Linked DNA regions of Homo sapiens: region 2 is linked to region 1. A link is an interaction called in ENCODE POLR2A ChIA-PET data of the cell type or tissue named here. Cell type or tissue: A673. All regions are shown on one strand. Links, peaks and the distances in the headings refer to the core of each region. The heading gives the core; the rest is flanking DNA.

Region 1 (9,413 bases), core at 45-8,044:
GCATTCCTTTTTTTCTCAAGGAGGCCTACTCTGTACCTAATAGTGATTCTCCTAATCTTTTTCCACTCACTCTCCATTCCGGGCTGAGTCTGGGAATGCTTATCCTTCTTAGCCTAAGGAGTTGCCACCACTTCTGGTCCTTAAAGGTTTGAGGCTTTGGAAGATATCCTCATACAACCAGCAGATGGCATCAAAACCTTCCACCCCTCAGCTCAGGAAATCTCCCAGTTTGAAGAACCTATTCAGATCTCTCCAGATGGGTCTACAAAAAGATGAGTGAGCTGTCAAGACTTAACACAGGGTTGTATCTAGGCTTTGCAACCTAAGAGCTACACAATCTTAGCCAAACTGTTTAAACCTTTCTGACCCTCAGTTTTTCATCCATAAAATGGGGCTGTTACCTCCCAGAAGTTATTAGGTTTCACAGTAACGGAGGCAGTGTCTATCACAAGCACTGCATACAGAAGTAGTTCCATAAATGAGAGCTATTAGTATAACTAACAAGTGAGGCTACCCAGATTCCCACCAGGGTAGCTGACTGGTGCCCAGATGGGAGAGGAATTGCAATGCTGAGGAGGCAGCCAGCGCTGGGTAGCACTACACGGCCAATGCCCTTTTAACATTGCACTGCTAGTGACAGGTGCAGACAGTAGCACAATGTGAAAAGAGCTCTGGCCAGCAGCAGAGGCATGCCGGCCCTGCCTCCTCACTCCTTCTCCCAGTCCCTGGCCCACTCAGCTCACGGGCTCCCTCTGCCCCTTCTTTGCTTCAATACAGCTTTTTTCCCTTTTATTCCATTCTTAGTGTTCATTCTATTTTTTCACCACTCTTCCTTTTGCCGCCTTCTTCACCAACCCCCTGACCCCCAGCACAGAGACCACCTTTTTCTTGGAGGTTTTGGCATGGGAGGACAGGACCCACTAAAGCAGCTGCAGGGATACTTCGGGCTTGATGCTCAGTCCTCAAAGAAAACGGCTATTAGCAATCCCCAAAGTCTGGAGGTCACTCGTATGAGGCTGTGTTCATCTGGATTTGCATTTCCGCTAGCTTACCTTCTAGAGAGGAGCTTGCTGCCCAAGACTACAGAACCCTCTACTCTTCTCTAAGTTTCCATCTCCTTTTAAATTTAGATAAAGCAGAGCTCTAGGCCTCAAGGCAACACTCTCAGATGACCTTCCAGGACCAGAGAGGTGGGAGCCTGTAGTCACAGCTCCCCACGCAGTAGAGAGAAGCTTCCAGGCGGGGAGGTGAAAGCTGCTGGTGAAGCCCCACCCCTGCATCTCCTTTTGGAGGTCCTGAAAGCACTTTGCAGATTCAGCATTAAAATGGTGAGGGTGATTCGCTCACAGTTACTGAGAGTTAGGGATAGGCTTTCACTGGCAGTGGGATTCACATCTGAGTTATTTCCTGTCTTATCCAGGGACCCTTGGTTGGGGAGTCTTCAAGCTCATCCTAGCACTTCCCCATCCTATCCAACCCTAAGGGGGCTTAAATACAGGACAAACAGTCCCCGGAAGATTAACACCCAAAGCCAGAAAGCTGCCCTGGAAGGACACCTGGATATCTGGAGGCTCAGACCCAGGCAGGCTCTATTGTGGCACATTCCAGCTAGGGCCACAGCCCCGGAGCCCAGCTCCAGTTCTGACCCAGTGAACTTTGGGCAGCCCAGAGAAACAGAGGCTGGAGGGTGATTCCTCCAGTGCCCCGATCAACGAAGGGGAGATGCCTTCTTCCCTAATCCACAGCCACCGTAAGGAATAGAGGACAGAATTCCAGTTGGGAGCTCTTCCTCTGGGCTTCCCTCTAGCCTCGTCCCACCCCCTCAGGAAGCAGGAGACGTTCCCTCCCGCTCTCCCCGGCAGAGTTTGTTCCCGTAATCTGCAAACATGGGGCCCTGCCCTACAGTTTTAATGGGCGGAAACCAAGACCCCTCGAGGGTCAGTGACCTCTCTGCTCTGGGGTTGGGCAAACCAGGCCCAGCTGGGAACTGGATCACACCAACAGGGGGCAGAGGGGCAAAGATAAGGCTGCACAGCAAGCTTCAGGGAGGCCAGGGGAAGATTCTTCCCCAAGAAGTTTCCAGGTCTCTCCTTAGGGAGTGCAGGGAGAAAGGGCCAAGAGCCCCTCAGCTCTCACACACCCAACTCATTCCTGAGGAGCAGGCCCAGCGACTCACCAGCCAGCAGGACCCCTCCCCCACCTTGGGCCCAGGAGCCAGCCCCCAGCTCCTTCCAGAAGCGAGTGTAGAGACCGAGGAGGAAATGGGGGAGGGGAGGCCCCGGCTCAAGTTCTCTCCTCTCCCCCTCCTCATTGGCCACCATCTTCCGGCCCCTGCCCCCAGAGCAGCAGGGGATGGGGCCCAGCCTGTGAAAGGGAGAGAAAGGGCAGGTGGGGGGTTAGCTGGAGCAGCAGGGGCAGGGGGCTGGCCCCAACTGTCTCCTCCCACCCCCTCCTCGCAGCCATGGCGACGGGAGGAGGAGACCAGGAGGGTCCTGAAAGCCATGTTCTGTGAATGGGATGAGAGAGGCAGCTGGGAAGTGGGGGGTGAGGGGCGCTCTCCTTCAACACCCAACTGTGCTCCCCCCGAACACACACACCTCGAGGCTGGACCACACAGGCGCACGTACACACCACACACACACACACACACACACACAAACTCTCAGCCATACTTGCTGCACAACTCAGCCCTCATTACACACCCAAACAACAAGAACTGGAGTGTGAGCGCACGCCCCCCACACACACACATCCCCGCACCCCTCAACACCCCACAACTATCAGCTCGAAAACCAGCCTCACACCCCCACACCGCCCCTGGCTCACCCTACAACTTCTGGAGGTGCAGAACTCCCTGCCCTGCTCCAGCCCTTCGGCCCCCGGTCCCCCTCGGAACACTCCACGCCCTCGCACACAACCCAGGTGGAGACAGATGGCCCAGCTCGGCCGTGCCCAGCGGAGCCCCCCATCCCTACCCCACCACGCCCCCCACTGGAAAATGACAGTGAGGCCACCTCAGAAAGACACGCCTGGTGCTTCCCAGTTACAGTGTTTCCAAAGGAAAAAATAGAAAAGATGCCCACGAGTGGAGAATGAGGAGGGAAAAAGGAAGACGAGAGAAAGAGCCCAGACCGTCCCCCTCCCTTCCCCAAGAGAGAATAAAACCGAAAATCGGTGTCGTTACCCTTCGGGAAGCTCTCGATACCTACACATTGCTCTTCGTTAGGATCCTCTGCCTGCCACCTCCTTCTTCCCGGGCTCTTTCTCTGCCCTTCCCTCCCTCTTGGCTCCCCTCCCTGGCCTCGCTCCCCCTCGCTCACGCCCTCTCGCACCCCGCCAGCCCCTCTCCCGGGCCGGGCTTGGATCCCCAGCGGCCGCCCCGCCACCCGCCGGCCGGGACCGAGGTTGCGAGGCCGGTGGGCCGCGGAGACCCTCTCCTCTGCCGATCTCGCTCTTCCCCCCTCGCCCCCTTTCTCCTTCCACACTCCCTGCCGTCCATCTTGAATACTTGGGATTCTTGAATGGAGTGAGCAGGATCCGCTCCCCCAGGCTCCCATTGGCTGTGGGTTAACCCTTTTGAAACGAGATCCTCCCTCCCATTGGCTGCCAGGCTCCCCTCTTCTCCCCCAACCCCCATCCCCTCCGCCTCCCAACAGTCCGCGAGGTCAGGGCGCTCCCGGAGCCCCCTCCCCTGGCTTCTCACCTCAACAACCCCCGCACCAGGACGCCCCTCTCCCCGCTCTTTCCGTCACGCCCCGCACAGGGCTGCAGGTGAAGGCAGATCCAGTTCCCGCCAAATGCGGCCCCAAGGTGGGGCTGGCAGAAACCCTGTTCCCAGATGCCCCTCGTGCTGGATTTGGAGACCTTGGAAGATACAAGGGGTGCAATTTCCTGCCCGTCTCCAACCCCTCCTTGACCAGAAGTACTTCTGCAACAGGGGATCCACTCAGCCTTTCAGCCTCACCCAAGGCGGTGGGAGAGCGTTCCTGAACGCCCGCGCTTCTTGGGCTGGCCAGGAAGAGGGCAGCTCTAGAAAGAAGATCTGGGGCTCTTCACCGAAGCTAATTCCCCGAGTGCCGCAGGGCAGGCCTGACCCGATCAGGAATGTGCAGCATCTGGAGCTCCGCTCCGTCAAAAACATCCCCTCAGACCAGCCCTGCCCCGCCTGGGCCAACGTGCTGTGCGCCCACAAGGGGCTCTGAGGTGGGGGAGCCCAGAGAGGAAGGCGGCAGCAAGGACGAGGGCGATATGTCAGGCCTTGGAGTAAGGTCCGGGGTTTTAGGCCTAGATCTGCCATTAAGATGCAGGGCGAGGCTGGGCGCGGTGGCTAACGCCTATAATCCAAGCACTTTGAGAGGCTGAGGTGGGAGGATTGCTTGAGCCCAGGAGTTCCAGACCACCCTGGGCAACACACTGAGACTCTATCTCTACGAAAAATAAAAAAATTAGCTGGGCGTCGTGGTGTGGCCTATGGTCCCAGCTACTAGGGAGGCTGAGATGGGAGGATCGCTTAAGCCTAGGAGTTCCAGGTTGCAGTGAGCTATGATCGGGCTCGGTGGCTCATGCCTGTAATCCTAGCATTCTGGGAGGCCGAGGCGGGTGGATCACCTGAGTTCAGGAGTTAAAGACCAGCCTGGCCAACATGGTGAAAACCCGTCTCTACTAAAAATACCAAAATTATCTGGGCGTGGTGGTGCTTGCCTGTAATCCCAGTTACTTGGGAGACTGAGGCAGGAGAATCGCTTGAACCCAGGAGGCAGAAGTTACAGTGAACCGAGATCAAATCATTGTACTCCAGTCTGGGTGAAAAGAGCGAAACTCTATCTCAAAAAAAAAGCTTGGCGAGGTCATGTTTCCTTTTTAGCTTCAGTTTCCTCGTTTGCAAAACGTTGGTCTAGGACAGCGCAGTCCTGATAGAAGTTTCTGTGAGAAGATGGAAATGTTCTATATCTGCATCATTGTAGAAAATTACATATATCGTGGTCCCTTTTCAAAATAAAATGTCTCAGATAGGCTTGGGTCCACAAACCACAGGAGAACAAGATCCACTAAGCCCCTACCTTAATAGCTGGCATCTGCTGGTTGGGGCCCCTTAGCTGCCCTCACCCGAACCAAACAGTTTAGTTGAGCTTGAAAGATAGCTAACTTTATCAGCTTGCCTTAACTACCTGGGTCATAAGTCAAACAGTTGAAGGACCCCCCAAGATGGCTGCAATGCATTATGGGCTGCAACAAAATGCAATGGGGCAACCCTAAAGAAAACACCTAAAGCCCCAACCCAACAACCAACAGGCGACGCTGGGGAAGATTGTGACCCCATAGTACTCAGCCTATGAGGAACGGGGGGAGGGATTTGTGCACTAGGGGATAAATTGCTTGTTGTAACTGTCCTGGGTGTGCCTGCCTACCACACACCTGATCTTGCAAGACTGTCATTAAAAGTCTCACTTTCGCTGTTCCTCGTGCCTCTAGGTCCATTCTTTGGGTTTAGATGGGTGAGCATGTTTCTCTCAGTCATCAAACAATATGGTAGCCACTAGCTACGTGTGACTGTTGAGCCCTTAAATGTGCTACCGTGACTGAGGAAGTGGCTTTTTAATTTTATTTCATTTTAATTACTTTCATACAGCCACATGAGGCTAGTGGCTACTATATTAAACGGTCTAGAAAATCTTTGTGGTGTTGCTAATAAGAATAAAATTCTATGACCCTTTTTTTTTTTTTTTTTTGGAGACAAGGTCTTGATGTGTTGCCCAAGTTCAGTGGCGCCATCACAGCTCACTGCAGTCTAGACCTCTTGGGCTCAAGTGATTTTCCTGCCTCAGTCTCCCAAGTAGCTGAGACTTCAGGTACGTGCCATCACATCCAACTAATTTTTTTTTTTTTTTTTTTTAAGAAAGACTTGCTATGTTGCCCAGGCTGGTGTTGAACTCCTGGGCTCAAGCAATCCTCCCACCTTGGCCTCCCAAAGTGCTGGGATTACAGGCATGAGCCACCCCACCTACTGGCCCATTTTATGATCCTTTTCTTTTTTTGAGACAGAGTCTGGTTTTGTTGCCCAGGCTGGAGTGCAGTGGCGCGATCTGCAACCTCTGCCTCCTGGGTTCAAGTGATTCTCCTGCCTCAGCCTCCTAAGTAGCTGGGATTACAGGTGTGCACCACCAGGCCTGGCTAATTTTGTATTTTTAGTAGAGATGGGGTTTCACCATGTTGGTCAGGCTGGTCTCAAACTACTGACCTCGTGATCTGACCACCTTGGCCTCCCAAAATGCTGGGATTACAGGTGTGAGCCACCACGCCCGGCCATGAGACACCGCGCCCAGTTCATTCTATGATTCTTGCTGGGGGAAAAAAAAAACCCTTTCTTTTCATCCTCAGGCATGAATTCCTACAGGTTCAAATCACAAATCATAAAGGGCATCAATTCCCCGGAAATGAGGTTCAAATTCCTGTCACCTTTGTCAGGAATCCTTTCCTTATGAATGTCAACCACTTCTCTGAGAAGGGAGCTGAGATACACCCACCCCACTACACAATGAAAGATTGTGGCTAAAAGGGAATTTGCAGGTTTGTCCAACCTTGTTTTTTCAAAAATAGAAACCAAGACGTTGACGGGGTGGGGATAGGGGCTGTCACTTGCCCAAGGACAGTCAGAACAGCAGGTTGATGTGTTCGCTCATGAGTTAACGTGCACCTGTAAACTTAGTCCATCTCTTTGGGGCTCCTGCGGGAGCACACACATACATGTACATCATTAACTTCATTCAAGAGATGTGCTTCTCTGACCTTGGCCAAATGAGAGCCGAGATTTAAGGGCCAGATGGGTCCTCCAATTGACATGTGGAAATCCAGAGCTCCTGGGTATGCCAGGATTACAAGAAGATGGACAGCCCAGAGCCCACTCCCTGAATATGGTTGAAGGACCCCCTTGTGGCATTGCCACCATGAGAAGAGGAAGCTGAGGGGCGGGAGAAGAAGGACTCTGAGTTTATCCTTGGACTGACCAAGAGACAGAATTAGCTGGGGGTTTTGGAGGATAAGGAGGGCAGGGTGCCCAGGATTTTGGTAGCTACAGGCTATGACTTGTGCATATAGGGCCCTAACCTAACAGAGAGACAACTGCTGCAGGGAGTTGATAAAGGAGATGGCTGCACTGGCCTGAGCTTATACAGTGTTTGTCCAGTCTTGCTTCTGGAGAGCCTTTGCCTGGGTAATGTGCATGAGGGGAAACACAGAGCTTCCTGGGAAATGGCTGCTATCTTGAATATTTCCTTACTACTAGGAGACATTGCTAAATGACTGCTCTGGTGAGAGATATAAGGAGTTCAGAGAAAAGAAGGATTGCTCCCAATGGGGAATGGAATCCAAGAAGGCTTCCTGGAGGAAGCAGCATCTGAGACTTGAAGAATAGAAAGTATTTAGACACAAGAAGATGGGAGAAAGGAAGACAAGGAAATGCCAAGGAGAGAGAACAACACAAAGGCTGAGAGGTGGGGAAATGGTGGGATTGGCTGGAGATTCAGTGGGAACCTGGGGTGTCTGAAGGGGAATAGAAAGGAAGAAAAGGCAGCTGGGACAGATCATGGAGGGCTTGGACACATCTCTCCAGCCTCTACTCTGCTCCAAAGACATCATTTTCCTTGAACATACTTTTATCTTTTCCTCACCAAGACAAACCCCGCAACTATTCATTCAGCTGCCCCAGGGCCTCCATGCTCAGCTCTCTGCCTCTTCTGCCTTAGTCTACGGGCCCGTCTGTTGTCCACAAACATCCTTCCCTGGGCAAAATGGGCTCCAATTGCTCAGTAGAGAATGGACTCTCATTGGTGTCTCTCAGTTCAGTCTCCTATCTCTGGATTCCCAGTGTGTAGGTATGAGCTGCATGAAGGACCCTCCTTTTTCACTCACCACCTTCCAAACCCCCACGTGGCCCCACCCCTTCTCAGGAGAGTCAGAAATGGAGGCCAGGAACAGCTAGACGTGGTCCAACCTGTTACAGGAGTGTAAAAAATGCACCCAGGAGCTACTTGGCTCCTAGCCACCCTACCCCACCTCCACATTCTTCACTCCTCTTATGGGAGTTTCAGAATGCACCTGGGCTTTGCAGGAACCTCCCTTTCCCACCACCCCCACAGCAATCCAAGACTATTCTGGAGGTGCTTCCTTTGCCTCCCTCCCTAACCTCCATTGTCATATACAGATATGGGTCCCTCCATGCCTATTTGGGTAAATCGTGTAGAAAAAAAGGATTGCTCCCAATGGAGAATGGAATCCACGAAGGCTTCCTGGAGGAAGCAGCATCTGAGTCTTGAAGAATAGAAAGTATCACGTAGAATACTATAAATGTGAGACAGGGAGACCATCTGCCCTAAACCTTTGCCTCTTGGAAGGACTGAATCTGAAACGCTGGAGAGAGTTGCCTCCTTGCTTAAACATCAGTGGAGGTAGGTAACTCAACTGCTAATAACACATGGCTTTTTTTTTTTTTTTTTTTTTTTTTTTTTTGAGACAGAGTCCTGCTCTGTCACCCAGGCTGAAGTGCAGTGGTGCCATCATGGCTCACTGCAGCCTTGACCTCCAGAGATCAAGCAACACTCCTGCTGCAGCCAACTAGATGGGACTACAGGCACATGCTACCACACCTAGCTAATTTTTGTATTTTTTGTAGAGACAGGGTCTCCTTATGTTGCCCAGGCTGGTCTCAAACCCCTTGAGATAGGGGATAGGTGATGGCTATCCCTATAGGGGATAGGGGATGGCTCAAGCCATCCCCTTGCCTCAGGCTCCCAAAGTGCTGGGATTATAGGTGTGAGCCACCATGTCTGGCTAACACAGCTCCTAGTTCACTTGAGATGATGATAGAGGCTTTTCCATATGAGCCTCTTTCATTTCCCCTCCTTCCACAGTAAGGTGCCTCTTCACCTTTACCATCCTGCTTCTCTCAAATGCTGCTGTGTCTGAGCACTGCCTGTATGCAAGGCTCTGGAACCATCGCTGGGAAACACTGCCAGCCCGGAAAGTGCTCACAGTTGAGGAGAATGCAAGGCAGACACATAAAGAGGAAGTCACGGCCGACTGCAGTGGCTCACGCCTGTAATCCCAGCACTTTGGGAAGCCGAGGATCACCTGAGGTTAGGAGTTCAAGACCAGTCTGACCAACATGGTGAAACCCCATCTCTACTAAAAATACAAAAATTAGCTGTGCCTGGTGGCACGTGCCTATAATCCCAGCTACTCTGGAGAATCGCTTGAACCCAGGAGGTGGAGGTTGCGGTGAGTTAAGATCGCACCATTGCTCTCCAACCTGGGCAACAAGAACGAAACTCCCTCTCAAAAAAAAAAAAAAAAAAAAAAAGAGAAAGTCACACAGGTGCCCAGGTAGACGTAAGTGCCTTCTTTCTGAGGTAAACCTC
Region 2 (9,413 bases), core at 746-8,745, 63 kb after region 1:
CTGGTCTGGAACTCTTGGCCTCAAGCAATCCTCCTGCCTTGACCTCTCAAAGTGCTGGGATTATAGGCATGAGCCATTGTGCCCAGCCCATGCTGTTGTCTTTAAACACACAGGTATGGTGCCATGCCATCTACAGTGTCTGAAAAGCCTTTTTCCCCCCATTTATTAATATATTTCTTGACTTTGTTAGAAAGTCTCTAAGATCCTCTCTAACTCTGTAATTGAGCCTCCTCCAACCCAGACAGGGCTGTCAAAAAAGATGTTTATAGCCAGGCACAGTGGCCCACACTTGTAGTCCCAGTTACCCTGGAGGCTAAGGCAGGAGGATTGCTTGAGGCCAAGAGTTCAAGGCTGTAGGGTGCTTTGGTTATGCCTGTGTGCCTGTGAATAGCTGCTGCACTCCAGCCTGGGCAACACAGTGAGACCCCACCTCAAAAAAAAGTTTGTCTCATTCAAGGGTGGTAGATGACAATAATTCTCCGCCATGAAGTACCTGAGAGAGACTTGAGCAGCAACCAGGCACTGCCACACCTTCTAGGACAGGTGCACAACTATGCCTGCAAAGGCCACAGATGTTGTGGAGCATAAGAAACCCTGATCCTAACGAAAGGAAAGAATCAGAGGTAGGAGGTTAACAAGTGAAAAGAGACTCCAGAACACCTGTTACCTTACAAGACCAAATGACTAAAAAAAGCAGGTGATGCTGGCCAGGCCAGGAAAAATAGGAGGTGATGAAGACTGTGGCATACAGGGGTATGCATTCCTGGTGTAGAGGGGCAGCCCTGCTGAGCTCCAGCCAAGCTCTGCCCTGAGGGAATGTTGGCCTTGTATTGCCAAGAGCCTCATGATTTTTTTTTGTTTGTTTGTATGTTTTTGAGACAGGATTTTGATCTGTTCTCCAGGCTGGTGTGCAGTGGCACAATCGTGGCTCACTGCAGCTTGCAACTCCTGGGCTCAAGCAATCCTCCCACCTCAGCCTCCCAAGTAGCTAGAAATATAGGCATGTGCCTCCATGCCTGGCTAATTTTTTTATTAATTTTGTAGAGACAGGGTCTCCCTATATTACCCAGGCTGGTCTCGAACTCCTAGCCTCAAGCCATCTTCCCGCCTTGGCCTCCCAAAGCACTGGGAATATAGATTGGCATGAACCACCACACCTGGACTTAATTTTGCAAGAGAAGCCAGAAATAAATATTTTACTTTCTTTTAAAAAATGTTTTTCTTTTTAGGATAGCAAAGAAATAAACATTTTAATGCAAAAATCTTTTGGGTTAAAAAAGAGAGAATCTTTATTATTTAATTGAAATGTTATCTTTTTTTTTTTTTTTTTGAGACAGAGTCTCAGTCTCTCGCTCAGCATGATCTCTGCTCACTGCAACCTCTGCCTCCCAGGCTCAAGCGACTCTCCTGCCTCAGCCTCCCGAGTAGTTGGAATTACAGTCACGCACCACTACCACCCGGCTAATTTTTGTATTTTTAGTAGAGACGGGGTTTCACCATGTTGGTCAGGCTGGTCTCGAACATCTGACCTTAAATAATCCATCCGCCTTGGCCTCTCAAAGTGCTGGGATTACAGGCGTGAGCCACCGCGCCTGACCGAAATGTTATTCATTTTTAAAGAGGTAGTTCATTCACATCATTCCAAAAATGAAAGGAAATAGGATATAAAGTAAAAAATCCCCTCTATCTCCTCCAATTGATCAGCACGTTACCCTCTCCAGGGACCATCACTGTCCCTAGTATCTTGTATTCTTCCAGAAATGTTCTAAGCATATGAGGCAAATGTTATTTTTCCTTTATTCACACAGATTATAACATACTTTTCACAGGATACTATATTTTGTCTTTTCCCCTTAAAATTTATCTTAAGAGCCTTCTCTATCAATACGTAAACAGATTCCTCATTCTTGCTTACAGCTGCCTGATATTTATTTATTTTTATTTTATTTAAAAAATAGAAAAAATAAAAATAAAATAAATAGACACAGGGTCTCACTATGTTGCTCAAGCTGGCCTTGAACTCCTGGGCTCAAGGGATCCTCTTGCCTCGGACTCCCAAAGTGCTGGAATTACAGGCTTGAGCCACCGCTGGCATGCCTGATATTTCTTTGTATGAATGTACCATCATTATTTAGCCAGACCCTCTTTGTTAGACGTAGAGATTGCTTCCAAAGTTTTGCTATAATAAACAAGCCTATATTTATAGTATTTCACACATTGATAATATATCTATTGGATAAAATGCCTAGAGGCAAAACTGATAGGTCAAAGGAATTCATATTTATGATTTTGATAGATACTGACAATTTACTCATCATAGGGATTGTACACATTTACATTTCTTTCTTTCTTTTGTTTTTTTTGAGACGGAGTCTGGCTCTGTCACCCAGGCTGGAGTGCAATGGCGCAATCTCATTTACATTTCTATCAGTAATATATGAGAGTGACTGTTTTCCCACACTCTCCCAAAGACATGCATTATCAAACTTAAAAAAAAAATTCTTTTTCTTCTTTCTGTGCCTAATGCAGCCATGGCTCATGGTCCCAAGAAGCATCTGAACCACTACAGCAACTCCAAAACATTGGATGCTGCATAAATTGACCAGTGTGTTTGCTCCTTGTCTATCCACCAGTGTCCACAAGTTGAGAGAGTGTCTCCCCATCATCATTTAAGAACAGACTTAAGTATGCCCTGACAGGAGATGAAGTAAAGATTTGCATGCAGCCGTTCATTAAGATCGATGGCAAGGTCAGAACTGATATAACCTACCCTGCTGGATTCATGGATGTCATCAGCATTGGCAAGACAGGAGGGAATTTCTGTCTGATCTATGACACCAAGGGTTGCTTTGCTGTACATCATATTACACCTGAGGAGGCCAAGTACAAGTGGTGCAAAGTGAGAAAAATCTTTGTGGACACCAAAGGAATCCCTCATCTGGGGACTCATGATGCTCGCACCATCTGCTACCCTGATCCCCTCATCAAGGTGAATGATACCATTCAGATTGATTTGGAGACTGGCAAGATTACTGATTTCATCAAGTTCAACACTGGTAACCTGTGTATGGTGACTGGAGGTGCTAACCTGTGTATGAAGAATTGGTGTGATCACCAACAGAGAGAGGCACCCTGGATCTTTTGACGTGGTTCATGTGAAAGATGCCAGTGGCAACAGATTTGCCACTCGACCTTTCAACATTTTTGTTATTGGTAAGGGCAACAAACCATGGATTTTTCTTCCCTGAGGAAAGGGTATCCGCCTCACCATTGCTGAAGAGAGAGACAAGAGACTGGTGGCCAAACAGAGCAGTGGGTGAAATGGTCCCTGGGTGACATGTTAGATCTTTGTATGTAATTAAAAATAATGTGGCGTGATTAATTAACATTTTTTTGTCAATCTGGTGAAAAATGGTACTTTGGTGTGTTTTTCATGTGTATTTCTCCTATTATGAGCATAGTTGATCTTTTCACACATTTAGGAAGAATTAATATGTTCTTTTCATTGAATTATCTTTTACATGCTTTGTTTTCTATTTTTTTTTTTTTTTGAGATGGAGTCTTGCTCTGTTGTCCAGGCTGGAGTGCAGTGGTGTGATCTCAGCTCAGTGCAACCTCTACCCCCTGGGTTCAAGCAATTTTCCTGCCTCAGCCTCCCAAGTAGCTGGGACTACAGGCATGTGCTACCACACCCAGCTAATTTTTGTATTTTTAGTAGAGATGGGGTTTCGCCATGTTGGCCAGGCTGGTCTTGAACTCCTGACCTCAGGTGATCTGCCCACCTCGGCCTCCCAAAGTGCTGGGATTACAGGCGTGAGCCACCACCCACGGCCCTTCTTTTTTTTTTTTTTTTTTTTGAGACAGAGTCTTGCTCTGTCTCCAGGCTGGAGTGCAGTGGTGTGATTTCAGCTCACTGCAACCTCTGCCTTCTGGTTTCAAGCAATTCCCCTGCCTCAGCCTCCTGAGTAGGTGGGACTACAGGCATGTGCCACCACACCCAGCTAATTTTTGTATTTTTAGTAGAGATGGGGTTTCACCATGTTGGCCAAGCTGGTTTCAAACTCCTGACCTCAGATGATCCACCCACCTTGGCCTCCCAAGAGCTGTTGATATTTTTATTCATTTGTAGGTGCTCTTTATATATTATGGAGATTAATCCTTTGCTTGGAATAAGTTTCCTAGTTTGGTACTTCAGTTGCTTTTTTTTTTTTTTTTTTAAAGAGATGTGGTTTCACTTTGTCACTGAGGCTAGAGTGAGGTAGCATGATCATGGCTCACTGCAGTCTCAACCTCCCAGGCTCAAGTGATCCTCCCATGTTAGCCTCCAGAATAGCTAGGACTACAGGTATGCACCATTGCTCATGGCTAATTTTTTTTTTTTTTTTTTTTTTTTTTGAGATGGAGTCTCACTCTGTTGCCCAGGCTCTCTGCCCAGGAGTGCAGAGGCATGATCTCGGCTCACTGCAACCTCTGCCTCCTGGGTTCAAGCGAGTTTCGTGCCTCAGCCTCTTGAGTAGCTAGGATTACAGGTGTTTGCCAGCATGCCCGGCTAATTTTTGTATTTTCAGTAGAGACGGGTTTCACCGTATTGCCCAGGCTGGTCTCGAACTCCTGACCTTAAGTGATCCACCCACCTCGGCCTCCCAAAGTGCTGGGATTACAGGCGTGAGCCACTGCACCTGACCAAATTTTTAAAAGAAATTTTTGTAGAGCTAGGATTACAAGCATGAGCCGCTATGCCTGACCAGTTCTCTCATTTTTAAAAATGTTGCATTTATGGGGTTAAGGATATGCTACTCTAATATGACCAGAATATGTCATCCCAAAATACGCTTCTATCACTGGAAACTCTCATGAAGAGAAAAAGCAGGGACTTAAATCTGCATAACAAATCTTACCCTTGTTTATGGTGTTTTTCCTGGCCACCTCACTTTTCTTCTTTGCTTCAGCAGGCAAAGGTATTTAGGGCATCTCTTGGAGATTTACTCATTTCCCTCAGTATCTCCCATGTATTCATAAGGTGTATATGTTAATAAACTTGTTTTTCTCTTAATCTGTCTTTTGTTACAGGGGTCTGCCTCAAATAAGAACGATCACGGGTAGTGAAAAAGGTACTTTTGTTCCCCTATGACATCATATTTTAAAACATGTATAAGCCACATACAGCCTGCAAAATCAAACTTGTTTCTGAGCCACCAGTTTGCCACCTGTACTTGCTAATCGTAGGAAAATGGATGGGAAAACCAAGGTAGGGAGGCTATAAATTGCATGGGCCAGAGTCATGCAGCTGTGACCATGGAACTCACTATATCCTGGTTCAGGACAAGGGGATGCTTCTTGAATACCAGCTGTTCCTGATGGCAATCCAGCAGTGAGGTGGAACCCCGCTGCTCCCACCAAATGGCCCAATTTGGAAAAATTCATGGACGAGACTGAGGCTGAGCCTGTTGGGAAGAACCTGTAGAGCAGTAAGTAGACCAGGACTAAGCTCCCCTGAGTTCTAATCCACGACCTGGGGCAAGGCATTTCCCCTATCTGGGCACCTGTTTTCTTATCCCACCCGGTGGGATGTGGTGGGGAGTGGTTATATAACACTGAAGTTGACCCTTGAACATGGGCTCAAACTGTGCAGGTTCACTTACAGGTAGACTGCCTTCTGCCTCTGCCACTCCTGAGACTGCAAGACCAACCCTTCCTTTTCCGCCTCCTCCTGAGCCTTCTCAGCATGAAGACAACAAACATGGAAAACATGATGATCCACTTCCACTTAATGAATAGTAAATGTATTTCATCTTCCCCGTGATTTCCTTAATAACATTTTCTTTTCTCCAGCTTACTTTAAGAATACAGTATATAATCTCTATAACATACAAAATATATGTCAATCAACTTTCTGTTCTCAGTAAGGCTTCTGTTCAACAGTAGGCTATTAGTAGTTAAGTTCTGGGGGAGTGAAAAGTTATCTGTGGATTTTCAACTGAGCACGGGGGTCAATGCCCCTAACCCCTGCATTGTTCAAGCATCAACTGTAGATGATCTCAAAGCTCCCTTCCAGTTCTGAGATTAAGGGGGGCTAATTTGAATGTCCTGGGACAGCCACATTTTAGAACACTTCTATCATTGGATATTTTCTGCTTAAGGAAAACAACTTATATGTGCACATCTCACTTTGCAGGAATCAAAGTCTTCCAGGTAAAACCCCGCATGAAGTAGACAGGGCAGAGATTCTCACCAGTTTTTTTTTTTTTTTTTTTTTTTTTTGAGATGCAGTTTCATTCTTGTTGCCCAAGCGTGAGTGAAATGGTGCAATCTTGGCTCGCTGCAACCTCCACCTCCCAGGTTCAGGCGATTCTCCTGCCTCAGCCTCCCAAGTAGCTAGGACTACAGGTAGGCGCCCCCAGGACTGGCTAATTTTTTTGTATTTTTAGTAGAAACAGGGTTTCACCATGTTGGCCAGGCTGGTCTCAAACTCTTGACCTCAGATGATCTGCCCGCCTTGGCCTCCCAAAATGCTGGGATTACAGGTGTGAGCCACTGCGTCCGGCCTTCTCACCCTCATTTTTAACATGAAGAACTTAAGGCCCAGACAGACGTGGCAGTTAATAAGCAGGAAGTCAGTAGTTCTGGGTTTAAGTTCCATCTTAGAGAGTGTGTGACCTTGGGCCAGTAGTCACCTAGCCTCAGTTTCTTTACCTATAAAATGGAGACAAGGCTGGGTACAGTGGCTCATGCCTGTAATCCCAGCACTTTGGGAGGCCAAGGCAGGAGGATCAATTGAGTCCAGGGGTTTGAGAACAGCCTGAGCAACACGGTGAAACTCTGTGCCTACAAAAATACAAAAATTAGCCAGGCATGGTGGGACATGCCTGTAGTCCCAGCTACTTGGGGGACTGAGCTGTAAGGATCGCTTAAGCCTGTGAGGTTGAGGCTGTGGAGAGTAGTGATCATGTCACTGCACTCCAGCCTGGGTGACAGAGTAAGATTCTGTTTCAAAAAAAAAAAAAAAAAAATCTGGTAACAATAAAAGAACCTATTTTAGGAAGTTAGAGAGAAAATTAAGCAAGCATTATTGAATGGATCAATTATGATACTGCATGTCAAGCACTTAGCACAAACCTATGTTATGGAATAAATGTTTGTGTCCCTCAAAATTCACATGTTGAAGCTGTAACCTCCAGTGTGGTTGTATTTGGACATGGGGCCTCTAAAGAGTAATTAAGATTAAATGAAGTCATCAGGGTGGGGCCCCGATCGGACAGAATTCATGTCCATGTGAGAAGCGACACTGGAGAGCTCACTTTCTCTAATACCCACATTGCCTGCACAAGCACCTGAGGAAAGGCCATGTGAGGACATAGCAAGAAGGCAGCCGTCCACAAGCTGGGAAGAGAGCCCTCATCAGAAATCAAATCAGTTAGAATCTTAATCTTGGACTTCCAGCCTCCAGAACTGTGAGAAAATAAAACCTGTTGTTAAAGCCATTTGGCCTGTGGTATTTTGTGATGGCAGCCCAAGCTGCTGATACATCCTTGCACATCCAATATACATTAGTTATTGTTGTTATCTGTTGTTAACTGTTACTTCTCATGTCCAAAGTCCCACAACAAGGAAGTCAGTGAGTGGTTGAGCCCCACTGAGGAAGCAGGTCCTTCACTCATCAGGCCACCTTCCTGCTCTTGTGGCAAGAATACCCCCAGCTCCCCTCCTGGGACTCCCTGACTCCTTGATTGCCTCTATCCATCCCTCCACCTCAACCACAAGGGCAGGGCTCATGGTACAGGAGGGGTGTGTGTGTGTGTGTGTGTGTGAGACTAACCCAGAGGAAGGGGGGGTGTGGGGTAAGCACGAGGATCAAAAGAAGCAGGAAATTCTCTTCTGTCTCTGGTTCCTGGGAACTTCTTCTTTTTTTTTGCCTGCTCTTGTTGCCCAGGCTGGAGTGCAATGGCTCGATCTCAGCTCACTGCAACCTCCACCTCCCAGGTTCAAGTGATTCTCCTGCCTCAGCCTCCCGAGTAGCTGGGATCACATGCATGCACCACCACACCTGGCTAATTTTGTATTTTTAGTAGAGACAGGGGTTTCTCCATATTGGTCAGGCTGGTCTCGAACTCCCCACCTCAGATGATCTGCCTGCCTTGGCCTCCCAAAGTGCTGGGATTATAGGCACGAGCCACCGCACCTGGCCCAGGAACTTCTTTAAGCTCTAGGAAGATGGGGAGAGCTGGGGTAGTTCTGAGATTAACCGTCCCTACTCCAAATAGGAACAAGCCCAAGGAATGGGCATGGAAAGAAATCAACTGATCCTTCCTGATCCAAGTTCTTCCTTTGAAGATGCACTGAAGGTTCTTGGAGACATTTGAAAAATCTGAACCTCTTGCCCAGAACTCTAGAGGCATTATAAATAGATAACGTACTTTCACACCTACAAGGTGTCTGCTCACATACACCATCTCATTTTATCCTCATAAGAGACTGGCAAGCCTTACAGCTGGCAGAGCTCAGTCTTGGAAGAGACATACCTCATATGTGCACGTCACTTAAGAGGCCTTTCTCCTACCACCTTTTGTCATCACACAGATGTGTGTCTCTTCCTCTCAATGGTGAAGACGAGCCAGCCTAACCAATCAATGCCTGAATCCCATCGAGTACCCCATACAGGGCCTTGTATAAGTAGGTGCTCAATAAATTTTGTAGATGGATGAATAAATGCCAGTGACCAGATCAGGGAGAAGTAAAACAGGGTCTCCTACTGGAGAAAATAGTGTTGCTGTTGTTCTAAGGGAGCAAGCTCAGGCATCTGTTCCTACAGCCTGGTACATTCACTCTGAGGCAGGCACCTGACATCATTTTAATATTTATTATGTTATCATTATCATAACTGTCACTTATTGTCCACCATTCAAAGTTAAGTTCTTTGCAAATATCAACTCATTGTTTCTCACATCCACTGTTATGAGCTCCATTTAACAGATGAGGAAATGGAGGCACAGACAGGTTAAGTAATGTGCCCAAGGTTATTTAGCCAAAAATAGTGGAGCTGGGATTCAAACCTGATTGTTTATATCCTGGAATTACAATTTTCTTGTTTTGCTTTTTGAGACAGAGTTTCGCTCTTGTCGCCCAGGCTGGAGTGCAATGGCCCGGTCTCGGCTCACTGCAACCTCTGCCTCCCAGGTTCAAGTGATTCTCCTGCCTCAGCCTCCCCAGTAGCTGGGATTACAGGCGCACGCCATTACACCTGGCTAATTTTTGTGTTTTTAGTAGAGACGAGGTATCGCCATGTTAGCCAGGCTGGTCTCGAACTCCTGACCTCAGGTAATCCGCCTGCCTTGGCCTCCCAGAGTGCTGGGATTATAGGCATGAGCCACCATGCCAGGCCTCGGACTTAGAATTTTCTTTTCTTTTTTTCTTTG

The links. Peaks named below come from ENCODE experiments on the same cell type or tissue, not always from the same donor. Only the 100,000 strongest peaks of a DNase experiment are listed, where the experiment ranks them.
Region 2: POLR2A ChIA-PET joins it to region 1 with 11 read pairs; 25 of 35 experiments call an interaction of 5 or more read pairs at or near these places.

What each region holds. Positions count from the first base shown.
Region 1 is chr11:57,632,469-57,641,881 of GRCh38, reverse strand. MIR130AHG (MIR130A host gene) reads right to left here and starts at 3,506. Exons shown (of 2, transcript NR_186232.1): 1 at 3,210-3,506. It overlaps MIR130A (microRNA 130a), which reads right to left and starts at 684; the gene lies at 596-684. RefSeq lists an enhancer at 1,887-2,466 and silencers at 3,313-3,372, 3,393-3,582. In A673, for the core only: CTCF peaks have their summits at 174 (motif pointing right), 773, 2,011 (motif pointing right), 3,037 (motif pointing left) and 1 weaker place; DNase peaks (open chromatin) are centred at 211, 2,341 and 3,561; H3K4me3 peaks cover 2,757 bases; H3K27ac peaks cover 3,522 bases; H3K27me3 peaks cover 311 bases.
Region 2 is chr11:57,570,199-57,579,611 of GRCh38, reverse strand. It overlaps the pseudogene RPS4XP13. Among named protein-coding and RNA genes, the nearest start is that of UBE2L6, 7.2 kb to the right of the region's middle. In A673, for the core only: no CTCF peak of the experiment used is centred there; no DNase peak of the experiment used is centred there.